Regions from separate parts of the Homo sapiens genome. Here region 1 is linked to region 2. The links are chromatin loops, found by intact Hi-C in ENCODE. Cell type or tissue: prostate gland. All regions are shown on one strand. Links, peaks and the distances in the headings refer to the core of each region. The heading gives the core; the rest is flanking DNA.

Evidence for each region. A loop is a pair of places that touch in the nucleus more often than their neighbours do. Peaks named below come from ENCODE experiments on the same cell type or tissue, not always from the same donor. Only the 100,000 strongest peaks of a DNase experiment are listed, where the experiment ranks them.
Region 1: a loop joins it to region 2, with 1.8 times the contacts of the local background. A loop is called at or near these places in 1 of 110 quality-filtered maps.

The regions. Positions count from the first base shown.
Region 1 is chr15:49,763,064-49,767,472 of GRCh38, reverse strand. No RefSeq gene overlaps it. Among named protein-coding and RNA genes, the nearest start is that of DTWD1, 140 kb to the right of the region's middle. In prostate gland, for the core only: no CTCF peak of the experiment used is centred there; no DNase peak of the experiment used is centred there.
Region 2 is chr15:49,874,458-49,878,866 of GRCh38, reverse strand. It overlaps ATP8B4 (ATPase phospholipid transporting 8B4 (putative)), which reads left to right. Exons shown (of 28, transcript NM_024837.4): 25 at 2,344-2,589. LOC102724587 (a long non-coding RNA gene) reads right to left here and starts at 1,568. Exons shown (of 3, transcript NR_187946.1): 1 at 1,439-1,568. In prostate gland, for the core only: a CTCF peak has its summit at 1,985; no DNase peak of the experiment used is centred there; H3K27ac peaks cover 2,814 bases.

The DNA of each region.
Region 1 (4,409 bases), core at 122-4,121, 110 kb after region 2:
GTTAAGACATTTCAGTACTCAAGGCAAGCACAAAGCAAAGAATAGCCACATTGAAACAGGTTAATAGGGCAATTTCCCTTTACCTACCCCCTTTCCCATGGAGAGACAGTCCTGGCTCACAACTTCTTTCTTGAAGGCAGGGATACCTGGTGGACTTTTCTGTCTCCCTTCATTCAAAGTGCTAATGAAACAGGTATAGTTTGAATGCCTGGAGGCAGCTATGAGACACATGAAGAAACAGGGAAACATGGCCCAAAGAAGGGAACAAAATACATACATAACTGATTGTAAAGAAACTGAGGTACATGAATTACTCAAAAAGAATTAAAAATAACTGTTATAAAAATGCTTTATGAGCTAAAAAATATATGAACAAAATAAGAATATCAACAGAATTGGAAATATAAAAAAAGAACAAACCAAACAGAAACTGTGAACATGAAGAATACAATAACTGAACAGAAAAATTCACTAGAGGGATCAATAGCAGACATGATCAAGCAGAAGAATCAATAAGCTTGAAGAGAAGTCATTTGAAATTACACAGTCAGAAATCAAAAATTTTTTAAAAATTGGAAAAGAGTGAAGAAAGCTTAAGGGACTTATGAGATATCATCAAGCAGATCAATATATACATTTATACATTATGGGAATTTCAGAGGAAGGAAAAAAATAAGAAGAAAGTTTATTTAAATAAATAATGGCTGAAAACTTCCCAAATGGGAAGAAAATGGATATTCATATTCAGGGTCATTTTATTAAGAAAATTGGTCGATTCATTAAGAGGATATAACAGTTGAAAATATATATGCAACCATCATTTGAGCATCTGGATATATAAAGCAAATATTAAGAGAAATAAAAGGAGAAATAGATAGCAATACAGTAATAGTAGAGCACATCAATACCCTACTTTTGACAATGAGTAGACCATCCAGACCAAATATCACTAATGAAATAGTGAACTTGAACAATACTTGAACAATATGATATAACAGACATATACAGAATATTTCATGTAACAATAGCAAAAAACACATTTTTCTCAAATGCACATGGAACATTGTCTGGGATAGATCATATGTTAGGCCATAAAACAAGCACTAACAAATTTAAAAAGATTGTTATCATGTCAAGTATCTTTTCAAACCACAGTAGTATGAAACTAAAAGTCAATAACAGGATAAAAATTGGAAAATTCATAAATATGTGAAAATTAACTAACAGTCTCCTGAAATTAGAAAAGAAAATCTTGAGACATGTGAAAACGGACACATAACATACCAATATTATGGGATGCAGCAAAAGCAAGTCTAACAAGGCAATTTGTAGTGATAAATGCCTACATTAAGAAAAAGAAAGACCTCAGATACAACCTAACTTTACACCTCAAGGAACTATAAAAAGAGCAAACTAAGTTTAAATTTAGTAGAAGAACATAATAAATACCAGAGCATAAATAAATAAAACAGACTAGAAAAATTTAAAAAAATGCAACTAAAGGCTGATTTTTGGTTTTCTGAAAGATAAACAAAATTGACAAGTCTTTAGCTAGACCAACTAAGAAAAAAGATAAAAGACTCAAATAAATAAAATCAGAAATGCAATAGGGCCCATTACAACTGATGCTACAGAAATTAAAGGATTATAAGAGAGTACTAAGAACAGTTATATTGCCAACAAATTGTATAACCAACAGAAATGAATAAATTTCTAGGAATTTATTCCCCTACCTTATCACCTTACCAAGACAGGATTATGAATAAATAGAAAATATGAACAGACGTATAACTAGCAAAAAGATTAAATCCATAATCAAAGAACCTCACAACAACAAAAAAAGCCCAAGACCAGATGGTTTCACTGGTGAATTACTGCAAATACTTAAAGAAGAATTGCAGCTTTTCTCAAATTTCTTCTAAAAAATTTAAGAGGAAAGAATACTTCCAAACTAATTTTGAGGACAGAATTATCCTGATGACGAAGAAAAGAAAACTAAAGGCCAATATTCCTGATGAATATAGATGCAAATATCTTCAACAAAATACAAGAAAACCAAATTCAACAGCACATTAAAAGTATCATACACTATGTCAATTGGGATTTATTTGTGGAATTCAAGGATGGTTCAGCATATGAAAATCAATCTGTAATATACCATGTTAACAGAATGAAATATAAAAACCACATGACCATCTCAATAGGTGTGTAAAAGGCACTTGACAAAATTAAACACTCATTAATGATTTAAAACCCACTTAAGTAACTACCTGTAGAAAGAAATTATATTGACCTCATAAAGTTTATATATGAAAAACTCATAGTTAGCTTCATATTCAATGCTGAAAAATGGAGAGCTTTTCCTCTAAGATCAGGAATAAGACAAGGATACTCACCCTCACCACTTCTAATCACCATAGCATTGGAAGTACTATCGGGAGCAATTAGGCGATAAGAAGAAATAAAATGCACCCAAATTGGAAGGGAAGTAAAATTGTCCCTGTTCACAAATGACATGATTTTATATGTAGAAAATCATAAGGATTTCACAAAAACAAAAAACAAAAACAAGAATAAACTTCTTAGAACTAATAGCAAATTTATGAATAACAGGATACAAAATCAACATACAAAGATCAGTTGTATTTTTATATACCAACAATGAACAATCAAAGGGAAATTAAGAAAACAATTCCATTTAAAATAGCATCAATAAGAACAAAATATTTAGGAAAAAACTTAACCAAGGAGACAAAAGGCTTATACATTGAAAACTGCAAAACATTTCTGAAATAAATTAGAGAAGATACAAATAAATGGAAGACATCTAGTGCTCACGGATTTGAAGATGTAATATTGTTAAATTTAAAGACAAAAATAAAATAAATAAAATAAATGGAAATATATCCCATGTTCTTGGATTGGAAAGATTAATATTATTAAAATGGCCATACTATCCAAAGCAATCTAAAGATTCAATACATTCTCTATCAAAATCCCAGCGGCATTTTTTACAGAAATATAAAAACCATAAAGACATATGCATTTGTATGTTTATTGCAGCACTTCACAATAGCAAAGACATGGAAGCAATCTAAATGCCCATCAACAGTAGACTGGATAAAGAAAACATGGTACATATACACCATGGAATATCTACACAGCCATAAAAAAGAACGAGATCATGTTCTTTGTTGAAACATGGATGAAAGCAAATGCCATTATATTCAGCAAACTAATGAAGGATCAGAAAACCAAATAATACATGTTCTCACTTAACAGTGGGAGCTAAATAATGAGAACACATGGACAGAAAGAAGGGAACGACAGACACTGTGGCCTATTTAAGACTAAGAGGTGGGAAGTGGGAGAGGTTTGGGGAAAACAAAACCTATCAGGTACTATGCTTAGTCCCTGGGTGACAAAATAATTTGTACAGAAAAACGCCTGAGTTATGAGTTTACCTATATAACCAACTTGCACATGTACCCATGAACCTAAAATAAAAGTTAAAATTTTTTTTAAAAATATGAAAACAATTCTACAGTTTATATGGAACCACAAGGATTCCAAATAGCCAAAACAACCTGGAGAAAGAAGAACAAAGATGGAAGCCCCACACTTCCTAATTTTAAAATATATTACAAACCTGCAGTAATCAAACGATATGATACTGTCATTAGTGACAGACCAATTATAGATCAGAATATGGAGAACAGAAATAGCTTACATATATATGGATTTATAAGTCATGGTTCTCCAGAAAAATAGTACCAGACAGATATTTATTATGAGGGATGGGCTCACTTGATTATGGGGGTTGAGAAATTTCATAATCTGCCATCTGCAAGCTGGAGGTCCCTGAAAGCCAGTGGTATAGTGCCAGTTCAAACCCAAAGGCCTGAGAACCAGGAGAGCCAATGTTATAATTTCCAGTCCAAGTCCTAAGGCTCAAAAACCAGCAGTGCTGGCATCCCAGGGCAGGAGAAGATGGATGTTCCAGATCAAACAGAGAGCGAATTTACCCTTCCTTCACCTTTCTGTTCTTTTCAGGAGCTAAAAGGATTAGATGATACCCATATTGGAAGAGTGATTTTTACTCAGTTTACTAAGGCAAGTGCTGATCTCTCCTGGAAATACACATACACACACACACTCAGAAATTATGTTTTACCAGTTTTGTGGGCATCCCTTAGCCCAGTCAAGTTGACAGATTAAAAGTAACCATCACAACAGTCAAACAATCTTCAATAATGGTGTTAAGACTACAAAATGGGGAAAGGATAGTCTCTTCAACAAATGACATTGAGAAAACTGGATATCCCCATGCAAAAGAATGAAAATGAACACCGACCTTACGCCATATACAAAAATCAACTAAAAATGAAAGAATTAAATGCAAGACCAGA
Region 2 (4,409 bases), core at 84-4,083:
CGAACATCTGCAGTGAGACTTCCTTGTTACACACAGCCCAGAACAGGAGCCACAGACCAGTAGAGCAGTCTGCCAGTGGGAGAGGAGGATGAGAAGCTCCATGGCCAAGGAAAGAAAGAGCATGGATTTCTTTTGTCCCAGCATCAATGTGCTTGAGTGGGGAGAAAGGAGAGGATCAATCACAAAAATGGTAGATCCTTGGCATACTCAGAGCCTTGGAAGGGACTTCCTGGAAAGGGGAAAAAGTCTGGCTGCCTGTGGGGAAGTGAAAGACTAGCCAGTGGAATTTCCGTGGCACAATTAGAGTGTCTTATTTTTAAAAAGACTTTTTGTTTTTTAAAAAAGTATTTTTAAGGAGACCACATTTTCTCCAGGCTGTTGTTAGACCTATTTGCTAGGCCTCATTTTCTGGGCCAAAGCCGTCTATTGCAAAATATAAATCTTCACATTATGAGCTCACTCCAGTCTCCCATTTGGCTGGCTTTGTAGTCAGTTGTTAAGTCTCCCTTCTCATATGTAAAAAGGGCAGTTTGCGAAAGGCATATTTTCTGGAATTATACAAAAAAGTAATGAACTTCTGAAGACCTTAGATGTAAAGGATTAAGCACATTCATTTCTCAGCGCCCATGTTTACAAGTGTTTCTTTTCTTGGAGCTTTGTAGCTGCCCAGAATGTGGAATAAAATAATAAAAATAAAGCAGTTTCTGGGAAAAGATGGTTATTGTGCAATTCAAAAAAAATATAATAAGGCTTCCTATTACCATCAAGTTGAGTGTCTGCTCCTCTCTCCTTTCCTGCTTTGTCAACCTTGGCCCTTAAACTGATCACAGGATCGTGGAATGCTATGCTGGACAGGCCTCAGCAATCATCAACAGATCTGCTCATTTTTTAAGGCAGAAACCAAGCCTTGGAGAGTCATTTCCCTAAAGCCACACAGCCAATAAGTGACACGGCTAAGACTAGAACCAGGCCTCTTAACTTTGAGGTTGCTACATTATTGCTATTGTTGTTATTATCATTATTTTATTAATTGTTATTTATAGAAGCATCTGGCATATTTATTACTTACGATGTGGCAAGAACTCTACTAAATACTTTACATACTGGTTTAATCATGGCGATAGTTCCATGTGGGAGGTGTTATTGTTTGCATTTCTGGGCATGAGGAAACCAAGGCTCAGGCGGATTAAGTAACAGGTTTAAGATAACACACCAGCTAAACCCGTTACCAGGGATTGAGCTCATGACTGTCTTGTTTCAAAGCCTGCGCACATAACCCTCAGTCACTGAACTAGGGGAACAAGCATCCAAAAGCATCTAAAAACAGGACTTTCTAAAGAGAATATGCCTGTGTTTTTCCATGGGACTCTGTTTGGAGAGACCTGGGCCATCCCACAAGCAGGAAGGGGAATGTTCCTCTCCCACAATAGTTCACCACCTGTGTTGCTTCCACTTTCGCCTCTTCTCCTCCACCTGTGGTCCTCTGATGTCCCCTGTGGTTGATTCTTGCCATCCTTTTTGGTTTTTGGCATTTGGCTTTGGTGCTCACTGTGGTTATCAGCATTACTTTGGAGCTGGCTGGAAATGCAGTCTTGGGCCCTCAGCCCTATTGAATCACAATCTGTTTCCCAGGCGATTTGTGTGCACATTAGGTTTGATAAGCATTTAGTTTCTCTTGGGACCTGGTTGGTGTCAAATGTGCCACCTTCTCATTCTGTCTATATTCTTTCTTTGTCCTGAACACCTGGTAACTGCTGTTAAAATTCTCACTGGGTAGGATCCTCATCCCAGCCTCCTTCTCACCTGGAATCCCAAATGCAGTTTCCCCTTTTCCCTGCTCTCTTCTTCCTGCTCACTTCCCTCCAAAGTCATGAGCTCTGATTTGACAATTCTGACTCCACAGCTCTCTGCTGTCATCTCCTGGTCACTACCACTCACTACCTTGACAATTAACTTCTGGGGCCCATTGGCTGCACATGATGTGCTGGAATTCTGGGAGCACGAATGCTTCTGACAGCCTGCAGGAGAGTGTAGGAAAGAAACTTCAATTTGAAGCCAAATAGCTAGGCTCAAACCAAGCCCTGGTTCTGCTACTTACGAGCTGTGTGACCTCTCATGAATCTCTCTTGGAGACTCAAGCTCCTTCTCTGTAAAGTAGAGATCATTTTATTATCTTCTGGTTTATTGTGGGAATACAAACAAGATAATGTCCTGTTCTGGCCCAGTGAGTAGTGCATTTTAGGACATGTTTAAACAGGCATTTGCTATTTCTGAAGATAGGGAATACAAGGCCTCTCTGACTCTTTTTAATCCTTCTCCACTGAAATTACACTCTGTTTACAGGATGTGAGTGACCAGAACAGCGTGGACTGTCCCCAGCTCTACAAACCAGGACAGCTGAATCTGCTTTTTAACAAGCGTAAATTTTTCATTTGCGTGTTGCATGGAATCTACACCTCATTAGTCCTTTTCTTCATCCCCTATGGGGCCTTTTACAACGTGGCTGGAGAAGATGGGCAACATATTGCTGACTACCAGTCCTTTGCAGTTACCATGGCCACATCTTTGGTCATTGTGGTCAGTGTGCAGGTAACGCTGTCGGTGTAAGCACCTTAACTTGATGGGTTTACAACTTTTACTATTTCATTGTTGATTGATTTTGTCTACTTGTTGGGGGGAAATAATCCTAAAGGAATACTGGGGCTGTCCTTTTAAGTACACATTTTGAGATGAAAGCAGGAAGCTTTAACATAAATTACTGGGGAGAATTAGCATTAGGCGTCTGTAACATTCATGTTAGTAGAAACCTCACAATGTATCACTTCTTTGGGTTGTGCATTGTATGTAAAGAGAAATGATTATACTATTATTTCCTTCTTGTATTTGAAGAAAAAAAAAATTCCAATAACAGAAGGAGAAACTTTCCCATGATTTCTTTAAGACTTAATAACTGCCAGGTTTTAAAGTGAGATCTAAAGTTTGCTTGGCAATACATTTCTATGGAGTTATTCAAGAGGTTCAATGCTATATCTGTGGCATATCCGAATCTCACACTCAGAGGAGCTCTTCTGGTGGGGATGATTTTTTGAGGTTCCATTGACCTTCTTCCATCTTGAGTTGTGTCTCTATTTCCTTTTTACTGTGAATGTGGTCAATGCCATTAGATACTGAGTTAGAGTTCACAAAAACTTTTATTTCTTGAGAGGAGGCCTTGCTATGTTGCCCAAGCTTGTCTAGAGCTCCTGGGCTTAAGTAATTGCTCACCTTGGCCTCCAGGTGGCTGAGATTATAGGCATGCATCACCGCACATAGTTAGAAAAACTTTTCCTCTATTACTATCTGTAGCTCCGAGTAGGTACAGCAAGCTATGTGACCTCTGTTTTATTTTGTTGTCTTTTGATTACTGAGCAAACTGTTAATAATTAGGTGATCTTCTCTGTCATGAGGGTACATTTCCAATTCTCTGGATTCTCCTTCCATAGAGAAGACAGTGGTGGGGTGTACAGGGACATCTTTTTAGTGGTAACAGCTGATTCACCTCTGGCTCAGACCTGTTCCTCGGTACTCCAAGAGATTATTTGAAAGGTAGTAACTGAAATAAAAGGCCACTATCTGAAGAAGCAGCAAATAGAAAACATTCTTCATACTGTCCTGTTAACATGATCTGTTTATAAGTAAGGGTAATAAATTACCTGGAAGAGTCATTGTAGGTGTGACATGTAACAAGCATTAAATGTTTGTGTGTATGTGTGTGTGCATGTGTACATGGATAGATGTGTGTGTGTGAAACTGGTGTTCACAATTAACCCTACAATTTTTGGTTAACTTAATCTTTATAATTTTAGAAAAAGCCTGCTGTTATGCCCATGCATCTTTTTCTCTTTTTTTTTGCTTGCCCATAATTTGTTTTATGTGCTATTACAATAGTGCCAGTGCCATGTTTTTATATTAACTTTATGTTTAGAAGCTGTTTTTCTCATAAAACATACAGTTCTTATTCCAGTTGAATGTTGAAATCACATTTCTACTTTCTCACAAGTTGAGAGCCCACAGAAACTATCACATTTTAAAAACATTGTTTAGTCACGAAAAAATTACAGAACTTCAAAAGTTTATTTTAAAAGCTTCAAGTGACTTCTTGTCGCTTGAAGTTTTTAAAATAAACTTTTGAAATTTCTAACCCTTGATTATCCAAGTTTTATAAGAATGATATAGAATGATATCCATGTTTTTTCAGAGAGGATTCACACCTTAGGCTCAAAGTAACCATTAGCCCCTCATTCAGGATGTTTTGCAAGAGGAAATCCAAATCCATTTGCTTCAGACCTTAATGGCCATTTGTCTCTTCAAAATCTATTCTCTGCCTTCCATCTCCTCAAGGACAATAGTGGTCCTAGCCATCCCTCCAA